3 separate regions of the Homo sapiens genome follow, and all the other regions are linked to region 2. The links are chromatin contacts, found by Hi-C or POLR2A ChIA-PET in ENCODE. All regions are on one chromosome and are shown on one strand. The core of a region is the stretch at or near the end of the contact, and the rest is flanking DNA. Distances in the headings are between cores, read along the strand shown. Region 1 has its middle 44 kb from the start of LINC00501. Region 2 holds the start of LINC00578 (long intergenic non-protein coding RNA 578). Region 3 overlaps LINC00578 (long intergenic non-protein coding RNA 578).

Region 1 (3,079 bases), core at 79-2,578, 100 kb after region 2:
AATTAGCTGGGCATGGTGGCATGTGCCTGTAGTCCCAGCTGTTCAGGAGGCTGAGGCAGGAGAATCGCTTGAACACAGGAGGCAGAGGTTGCCGTGAACTGAGATCGCACCACTGCACTCCAGCCTGGGCAACAGAGCGAGACTCTGTCCCAAAAAAATAAAATAAAATAAAATAAAATAAAATAAAATAAAATAAAATAAAATAAAATAAAATAAGACTATGAGCCAGGAGCAGTGGCTCACGCCTGTAATCCCAGCACTTTGGGAGGCCGAGGCAGGTGGATCACCTGAGGTCGGGAGTTCAGGACCAGCCTGACCAACATGGAGAAACCCCGTCTCTACTAAAAATACAAAATTAGTCAGGCATGGTGGCGCATGTCTGTAATCCTAGCTACTTGGGAGGCTGAGGCAGGAGAATCGCTTGAACCCAGAAAGTGGAGGTTGCAGTGAGTCGAGATCACTCCATTGCACTCCAGCCTGGGCAACAAGAGGAAAACTCCGTAACAAAGAAAGAAAGAGAGAGAGAGAGAAGGAAGGAAGGAAAGGAAGGGAGGAAGGAAGGAAGGAAGGAAGGAAGGAAGGAAGGAAGGAAGGAAGGAAGGAAGGGAGAGAGGAAGAAAGGAAAGAAAAGAAAGAAAGAAAGAGAAAGAAAAAGAAAGAAAGAAAGAAAGAAAGAAAGAAAGAGAAAGAAAGAGAAGAAAGAAAAAAGAGAAATGACTATGTCTAGAGAAAAAGATCTAGTGGGCAAACTATAAGTGAGTAAATCAGGCTAGTAGCAAACATATTCAGGAACCACCATGATAAAATGTGGCTGCTTATCTTTCCTGTTTGAACAGGAGGTCACAGTTTTGCTATATAGAGTTGAAAGGTTGTATAGACAGGATGTGTTAATTTGAGTTAGAATTCATCTGGGGCACCTGGACAGTTAATCCATCTCTGGGCTTCAGGAATCCAATACTACCCTAAGAACACTGTTGTAGAATGTATACGGCATGCTGGACATGGAAATCGGCTTGCTCCATTGGTGGTGGGGCATAGAGAGGTTCATGTCAGCCCAGCACATCCCCAGGAACTATACCAGTTTCCTTATTGCCCAAGCCAATATCTACAATGCAAAGCATCTTTCAACTGTAATTTAGGAGGACTATGAGCTGGCCACCTGAGTTTTTGCTTGCAGTTCAGGAACTATTGCTAAAAATGCATTTTATGGTGAAACAAGGGATTAGCTAATCTTTCAGGCTAACAGAGGACCAGCTACAAATGTTTCCTGTGTGTATTGTGAAACTCTGAGATAACAGAGAAGTTCCTTATTGCCCTCTGAATTTCCCTTCCCCCAGGACCTCCACTGGTCACACAAGCCATTATCTGAGACAAGCTGACCAGAGCGTGATGCTATAACTTTTTTTGTTCATACTTCCAAATTAAATCTGGTTAGAAAAATAAATGGCTAGAAAGTATTTAAATCTTGTCTTGAATCTTGGAGGAATTTACTTATTTTTCTTCATCTGTTGGCTACCCTTCTTTAAAAAAAAAATTATTATTATTTTTTTTGAAACGGAGTTTTGCTCTTGTTGCCCAGGTTGGAATGCAATGGTGCGATCTCAGCTCAACGCGACCTCTGCCTCCCGGGTTCAAGCGATTCTCCTGCCTCAGCCTCCCGAGTAGCTGGGACCACAGGTGCCCGCCACTACACCCAGATAATTTTATATTTTTAGTCTCAAACTCCTGACCTCAGGTGATCTGCCCACCTTGGCCTCCCAAAGTGCTGGGATTACAGGCGTGAGCCATTGCGCCCGGCCAGTTTTATTTTTTATTAACAAACTCATTCTCTGGATATTCTGGAGACAAAAGCAAAACACCCAAGAAAATGGGCACTTAGGCAATAAGAACTCAGACCCCTGTGGTTTGCTACAAATGTACTCACTAACAGAGCACATGCTGCCACCCTTAAGTTTCACACATGCTGCCAAGACCAAAGGTCCACTTTGATGACTAAATGGTAACACTATTTTCTTTGAATCATAGTATATGCATTTAATATTCTCTTGGGCCTTACTTAAAAGAGTAATATTTTTTCTTTTTTTTTTTAGGGTAAAGATATGGGAATTTCCCAACCACATTGTTCCACTTCATATCTTCTTCTTTCTCTTCTCATTTTATTTTCACTGCAGACCAGAGTGAAGACAAATGTGTATTACTTGGTAGCTTATGAACAGCAAGGAAAAACTGACTGGCAACCGCCATGGAAAGGTGTGAAACCGTAACCACGAGGACTCTCACATTTACATGTTACTGACTAGCGAATGTCTAGGCCTAAAACATCTGCCCTCTTATAGCTGTTTTATTATTATGTAAACATGGCTACAAGATTTCTGACATAAAATAGTAGATGACTCAGTGTCTTCAAATGATTAATTGCTGGTTTTTTTGCCTGACCTCTTTCTTCATTTCTTCAATAATAAATCTATTGTCATGCATTGAATTACGGAAGACTGAAGCTCCCAAATGCTGGGCCTGAAAATGCACTCACTCTCTCCAACAGCATGCGGGTGTTTCTCATTAGTTTCATAAGTGCCAAGAAAATTTCAAAATGATACCAAACAAGAATATTTTAAATTTTATCACATTACCAGCTAAGAAATCTGTAAGCACATTGTTAATTCACTTATATTCATCGCACAGCAAAACAAATATGGCATTTCAAAACTGAGAAAGTTAAAGCCTCCTATAAGAAGTCTATAGCCACCGTTTCTTGAGTCCTGTCTTCATATCTCATTCCTCCCAGAGCACATCTCTCACCAAGGTTCCTGTTAGATTCCATTCTGGTTTGTGTCTTTGTGGAGGCATGTCTGTCCGTAGCCAAGACACAGAGGGCTAGACTGGTTGTAACACAAATCAGAAATTTCTGCCTTGCAGCTGCCTGGGGAAGTAACAGTTAATTGAGCGTGGGAGCTGTGTGTAGACCCTCAAGACTAACAGTTAAGAGGCAAGGTTTCAGTAAAAATGTTTAGAAGCTGCATACCACACAGCTGGAAATGAAGGGCAGAGCTGTTTTCTGGGGAATTTGAATTATGTGTAC
Region 2 (3,395 bases), core at 799-3,298:
GGAAGGAAGGAAGGAAAGAAAGAAAGAAAAAGAAAGAAAGAAATGATGGCAGTTATTTCTATTATTATTTTAGTATAATTATCACTGAATCAGAAAGAATGTGACCCTGGGGGTGTGTGCACACCATGATTTTGGCCATGACCTTCAGTCAGCAACATTAGTTTCTCTCAGAGGAGGTTCTACTGTGCCCCGGATAAGGGAATTGGAGCTCAGTGACACGTAGAAAACTGACAGCATTGAAGATCTCTAAAGGATACTCAAAACATTCTTGCCAGCCCTGCCTGAGGCTGCATTACTGCCTACCAGGTTTGTTTCTGCTCTCAGGCACTTATTACATTTCTCTGTTTTCATGCCAGCCTTCCTAGCTTACTTTGTGTTCCTTCTGCATTAGTCATCATAACGCCCCAGTTCAGTGACAGATAAGGTGGATAAGTCCCATTTGGTCCCTGCCCCTACAATTGGAAGAAGACAGGAATTAGGAGATGGACTGAAGCAGAGGTTAAGTGTTAAACACAGCAAGCCCACCCCACAGACACACAATTAGGTGACTCTAAAACCAACTTAATTGGTTAGTGACCAGTAGTAGTTTTCATGAAATAGAATAGAAAATATCAATATAAACCCCATACAGTAAGCAGTTTATTTCATTAAAAACTTTTATTGGCCAGGTGCGGAGGCTCATGCCTATAATCCCAGCACTTTGGGATGCTGAGGCGGGTGGATCACGAGGTCAGGAGATCGAGACCATCCTGGCTAACACAGTGAAACCCTGTCTCCACTAAAAATACAAAAACAAAATTAGCTGGGTGTGGTGGTGGGCGCCTGTAGTCCCAGCTACACGGGAGGCTGAGGCAGGAGAATGGCCTGAATCCGGGAGGCGGAGCTTGCAGTGAGCCAAGATCTCACCACGGCACTACAGCCTGGGTGAAAGAGTGAGACTCCATCTCAAAAAGAAAAAAACTTTTCAGTTGTGTGTGTCTGTATGAATATTTGTTTGTGTTGGTGGGTGGATGTGTGTGCATTTTGCAATATAAAATATATTTCTTTTGTTCTCATGTGGACTCGAAGGTCTCTAAGGTCTCTTTTAACTAGAAAAATTTAATAAATCTCCAAACTCTGTAGAACTGGGATTCAAAATGGCAGTAGTTGCCAATGTTCTGGTTTTATGGGGTTGGTCCATATTTTTTTTCCCAATAGAAAATAAATTAGGATTTTCCTTCATCAGTAAATAAAAATGTTAAAAGAATAAAACTAGAATCTACACTCAATCACCCAGGAAGATGAGAGGTCTGCTGGGACTGAGATTACAGAGAGAAATGAACACAGAGATCAGAGCTTGAAGCCAGCTGTGGAGCCCAGGGCCAGTGGCCCGCTTCTGCACACAGCATCCATCCATGGGAACTGAGTCAACTCATAAGGATCTAAAGAGAGCGGGGACATTGCCGGGGAGGAGGAGATGGGGGTTCCTCTCCCAGCATACACACACGCATGGCTCCCACACTCACATAAATGCACATCGAGAAGCCAGAAGATGTTGCAAGATGTGTCTGTGCGTCTCTCAAGCTTCTACAGGCTAATGAAAGCATGTTAGAGACAGAGAACAGGCCTGAGTTTCAAGCCTTCTGAAGTCTGTTTTTCACTCTGTCTCTCTTTGGCACAGAATAAGTCATTTCATTCTCCCCTCTATCCAGACAGTGAGTTAATTTACACTGACAACTATAACCAAGTTGATGAACACACCAAACATTGGTCAGTGCAGATTCTCCCTATTTGAAAACTGAAATAGGAAACTTTTATAGTTAGAAAGTGCTTTGCAAACATAAACTCAGAAAAAGAGGAACTAATCGGAGGATCTTACCTTTCGGTTCTCTAAGCGGTCACAGCCTAATGCTGCCAAATGGCTCCAGATGCTCATGTTGAGGTCCAGGCTCTCTCTCCATCTTCAGTCTCCTCCACTCACCAGGCTCCTATTAACACATTTTCTGCTCTTCAGATAGTGAAATGTGGACAGCTAGGTTTAAGCCACCAGATTCCATCGTGCTACACCGAGACCACAGCCAATCCACTTTGGCCTTCCTCACAAGTCTCCAAATCATGACCATATATGTATAAAACGCCCAGTCTCTTCCTTTGCTGCTAAAGATTGTTAGTCTCCATCATTAAGGAACTTTCTATCTCAGCCTCCAGAGGGGTACCATCACACATAGTTCTGAGGATACCTCACCATGTATGAACACAAAGCCAAGAAGGGGATCTCATCTTCTTTTTATCCTAATTGGTCTTGTGCCATAGGTTGGTACTAAGGCAACTATTTGCTTTTAGTTTAGTTGTTATTCTAGGTTATTTTCCATATAAATAATATATTAATCATTTGAACATGTGCCCTAGGAGAGTTTTGCAACTGGAACAATTCTTGAATCAAAGAAATAAATACTATAAACAAAGCATAGTTTTTCAAGTAGCTTTCCAAGGCTTGTTGCAATTAATCACAGGCTTAAGAATGCTACTCCATTATCATTCTATCAAATGCAAGCCACATGGGCTTTGTGGCCATCATCTCAAATAAATACATCTCACTCTCCTTTGTAAGTCTTCAGTATAGACAAAGGCCTCTGCTTCAGGAATTTTGATTAGCAATATGTTAATCATAATTTCCAAATAAAAAGTCTAGACACCGTTTCAAGATTAAATTTGGTCTGGTCTGATTTTGTGAATTCTTATAAAATGTCTTATCCAATCAAATTTTAGCAATCATTCTGCATTTTGATGTTAAAATAAAATTAAATTAAAATTTTAACGAAAATAATTCTGACCCTCTGAAACAATTTCAAACTTATTTTAAATTCCCCAAGTGCATTCAGTAGCAAGTAGAAATAGTCACCGTTTAGCCACCCCATTACAGTCCATCACCTCAGCATTGCCCCTAATGTGGCAAGATTTTAAAAGTATAATATTCTTCACCTTTACAGCTAAAACAACAGCACATTCACACACATCATTGTATCGAATGTGGGCTAGCATGCACACATGTGTCCCCATTAATGTATCAATTCTTCAGCCTGTGACTCATTTTTTGGTGACACATGTTTTTATTGTATTATTGACCTGAGTCATTCAGTTACTATATATCAAATACTGGACTTCTCTGTTAATTCACTGATTTGTGGAAACAATGGATCAGAATATTTGAAGCTGAGGCTGTCTCAGAAAAAGAGACATATGGTCCACGAAAGAAGCAGGCATGCCTCTGCAGGAGTGAAGGCACAACAGAAGGCATGCCCCGGGCACCAGGTCCCGAGCATCAGGGAAGGCCCAGCGCAGCTGTCAATTAAAGGAGGGAGATTCCAGTGATCCTCGCCACCATCATTACATTTGTTGAGTTCTTCTGCATGCAA
Region 3 (3,009 bases), core at 30-2,529, 75 kb before region 2:
GGCATGGTGGCTCACTCCTGTAATCCCAGCACTTCGGGAGGCCAAGTCGGGCAGATCACAAGGTCAGGAGATCAAGACCATCCTGGTCAACATGGTGAAACCCTGTCTCTACTAAAATACAAAAAATTAGCCAGGTGTGGTGGCGCGCACCTATAGTCCCAGCTACTCAGGAGGCAGGGGAATCACTTGAACCCGGGAGGCGGAGGTTGCAGGGAGTGGAGATCGTGCCACTGCAGTCCAGCCTGGAGACAGAGCAAGACTCTGTCTCGAAACAAAAAAAAAAACTTTTATTTTCTTACTGCTCATGTTGCCTTTAGGTAGTCACCTAATCAAAAAGTAAAAACGAAGCTATCACTTAGAAATTCATCTCCTCTCATTTTACATACAGTGGAATGACATGAACTCAGTCCACATTAACAGGCATTCTCAAATTCTACCATGGGAAAAAATACTGGTTGAGGAGTCAGAAAATATGGGCTATTTAATAGATTATCTCTCATCGATGGAACATGGGCCTTTACTTCTCTGTCCCTAAACTGAAATGACAGGGCTTAACCTGGTGGTGTCTAAAGTCTTCCAATTCTGAAAATGCCCTGGCCACAGAAGGTATCAATTTTCTAGTTGGGGGCGCTGTGTGTTTATTTGTTTGTGTGTTTATAACTCTCTGTATTTTCCCTGGCAAGAGAAAGGGTGTTCTACAACCATTTATTCATGATTAATGATGTGGCTTGTGAACTTGAACCAGAGACTGTTCACCAGAAGCTTTTAGTTTGAAAAATTCCTGACTGTGGCCAAAACCAATGCTATGAAACAAAAGAAATGAGACAGTGCCTGCCTGCAGCCCACTGACCTGCAGCCCCAGGCGGAGCTCAGGCCGAGACCCCGAGAAAAGGGAACAGCTGGGGCCTGCTGGGACAGCACACACGGCCTCTCACCAGCTCATGCTGCACCCGATCTGAGGCTACCCAGCAGCAGTTTGGCTGCCCCCCAACCAGATTATAAATTCCTCAAGGGCAAAGAACACATCCTTTATATTTTTCCTGTATCCATATGGTGCAGAAAAAAAAAATAAAAGATTTTTGGGCTGGCATCCCAGCCAGAAACTGAAGAATGTTATCCATCCCCCACCCCCACAAGCCTCCTCCTCCCTTAAAATCACAAGAGGAAGACATTCAGGAATAGCTTTTGAGAAATGCCTCCCTCCTTCCGGCCTAAGAAGATATGTAAGTAGTTCATGTTCTCCCACACTGGAAGGGGAGACTCAAGCCCGTTGATGCATTAAATGAGACATTCCTGAATCAGAAGGATCATAGGTCAGCTCAAGCATTCGGTTGTGTTTGCAGCTCATTTCAGTAAGGCTGATTAACAGAAGAGCCAGACCCTTGTTCTGGCACCAGCTGTGTGGCCGGAACCTCTGTGACTAGAGACACCCCAGCCGGAATCAACAGGCCCGACCTGGACACGTGCATCGCGGCAGCAAGGTTAGCCAGTGTCAGCTCAGCCAAAGAATTTCTGGTTGTGCTGACTGAGAGGGTACACTCAGAACTTTGGACATGAAAGGATTCACTGAGGGATGAAAACACGGTATAGCATACCTAAGTATCCTCAGATTTTAATTTTGTCCCCTCTATAGCACATTTCAATGAGTAACACACAGCTAGGTGAATTACTGGTCACTCACTAAGCAATTGTTAAATTATTCTAGCTTCCTTTAATGAGAACAGAAACAAAGTTGCCACATACACACTAGTTCTGCTTTGTGATTTATTGTTGCCCATTGCCATCGTCATCATCATTGTTATCATTACTAAAGTAATATACACTTAGTGTAAAAAGAAAAAAATGCCAACGGTGTACAAGGAGATAAAGTTAAAGTTTCTGTTTTCATATTCTCTTCTAATCTTTCCCCCATCTCAACTTGACCCTCTCTGAATTGTTTCCTAAAACTACTAGAAGATTTACAAAAACTTCTAAAAATGTGCCATATATCACATACATGTAAATATGCATAGAAAAATATTACAGACATAAATGCATATAAACACAAACATATTCATGCACATACCTATGTATATATACAGTTTTTTCCCACAAATTGATCAGAGTACACTGTCTGGGACATAATGTTTTCACTTAGTATATATCTGACATTCATAGGAAAGCAAATAAATCTATGTATTCTTTACAATGACTTCATAGTATTCTATTATAAAGCTAAGACATAATCTATTCTGTGGGGGGTTTTTTTGTTTTGGTTTTGGTTTTTTGGGTTTTTTTGCACCATCTTTTCTCTGGAGTCCATGTTTCTAATAGTTTATTCCTTCCGAATTTATTTAAGCTCAGTTTCCAATGCATGGAGCTGACTGTTCTAGTTGTTCCTGCCACCACTGTTGCTATTTACGGGTTATATTTTTGTATATTCCATCTGTCTTTGTCTCTTTGCCTGTACAGTTCATACATTGCTTTATACTGCTGAAAGAGCCCCTCCTTGCTATCCTCCGAGGGAAACTCACACCTCCTCTGATTGTCTCTCGCACTTTATACACTGCATCTACCTGTGCTGAGCTCCGGTTCCAGGCAAGCACATTGTCTCCCAGGCCTTGCTGACCCATAGTGCTCCCTTCCTGTGGCACTCCCAGTCTGGATTCTCCAGGCTGCATTTCACCTTTGACCATCCATCCTTAAAGGACAGATCTCAAGCCTTTGTCATTCTCTAGGGAACTATGCCCTGGCTGCATAGCTACAAGGTCACTGACCTCATGGGTTGCAATGTCCTACTTCAATTGAGCACATCTGCTGGGCCCCAAATGGTCTTACCCTGTCATATTTCTCTCAACATCCCTGCCTCCCAGTTTCTCTAAGTTGCCAAATAAGAAGGAGGAATTTCCAGACAAAGCATCACCAAGGAGATTCTCACGCCACCCACCCTCACCCTTCTTTGTGCAGAAATATAGGTCTCTTGTAAAAATGTTATTCTTGTTCCGCATCGTGGGGGCAAGGAACAATATA

Evidence for each region. A loop is a pair of places that touch in the nucleus more often than their neighbours do. ChIA-PET counts read pairs that join two places held with the same protein, here RNA polymerase II (POLR2A). Pooled maps may share reads with other maps.
Region 1: a loop to region 2 is called in a map with no recorded cell type, with 4 times the contacts of the local background. The contact joins the enhancer-like site here to the promoter of LINC00578 in region 2. A Hi-C loop is called at or near these places in 1 of 168 maps with a recorded cell type or tissue (endothelial cell of umbilical vein), 7 of 37 single-sample maps with no recorded cell type and 6 of 50 pooled maps. POLR2A ChIA-PET finds 5 or more read pairs at or near these places in 2 of 52 experiments (OCI-LY7 and activated T-cell).
Region 3: a map of sigmoid colon shows a loop between it and region 2 (2.1-fold over the local background). The contact joins the enhancer-like site here to the promoter of LINC00578 in region 2. A Hi-C loop is called at or near these places in 3 of 168 maps with a recorded cell type or tissue (PC-9, prostate gland and sigmoid colon) and 1 of 50 pooled maps. POLR2A ChIA-PET finds 5 or more read pairs at or near these places in 1 of 52 experiments (naive thymus-derived CD4-positive, alpha-beta T cell).

The regions. Positions count from the first base shown.
Region 1 is chr3:177,337,025-177,340,103 of GRCh38, reverse strand. No RefSeq gene overlaps it. Among named protein-coding and RNA genes, the nearest start is that of LINC00501, 44 kb to the right of the region's middle. RefSeq lists enhancers at 1,172-1,271, 1,129-1,423 and a silencer at 2,709-3,003. Within about 2 kb of position 1,328, at least 10 of the 41 ENCODE cell types and tissues checked have a DNase peak (open chromatin) inside an H3K27ac peak, as active enhancers do; they include OCI-LY7, where a contact is called at or near this core.
Region 2 is chr3:177,440,574-177,443,968 of GRCh38, reverse strand. LINC00578 (long intergenic non-protein coding RNA 578) reads right to left here and starts at 2,048. Exons shown (of 4, transcript NR_047568.1): 1 at 1,859-2,048. RefSeq lists an enhancer at 2,021-2,150.
Region 3 is chr3:177,514,706-177,517,714 of GRCh38, reverse strand. The region is part of intron 1 of LINC00578 (long intergenic non-protein coding RNA 578); the gene reads right to left. Among named protein-coding and RNA genes, the nearest start is that of LINC00578, 74 kb to the right of the region's middle. RefSeq lists an enhancer at 406-1,170. Within about 2 kb of position 1,279, at least 15 of the 41 ENCODE cell types and tissues checked have a DNase peak (open chromatin) inside an H3K27ac peak, as active enhancers do.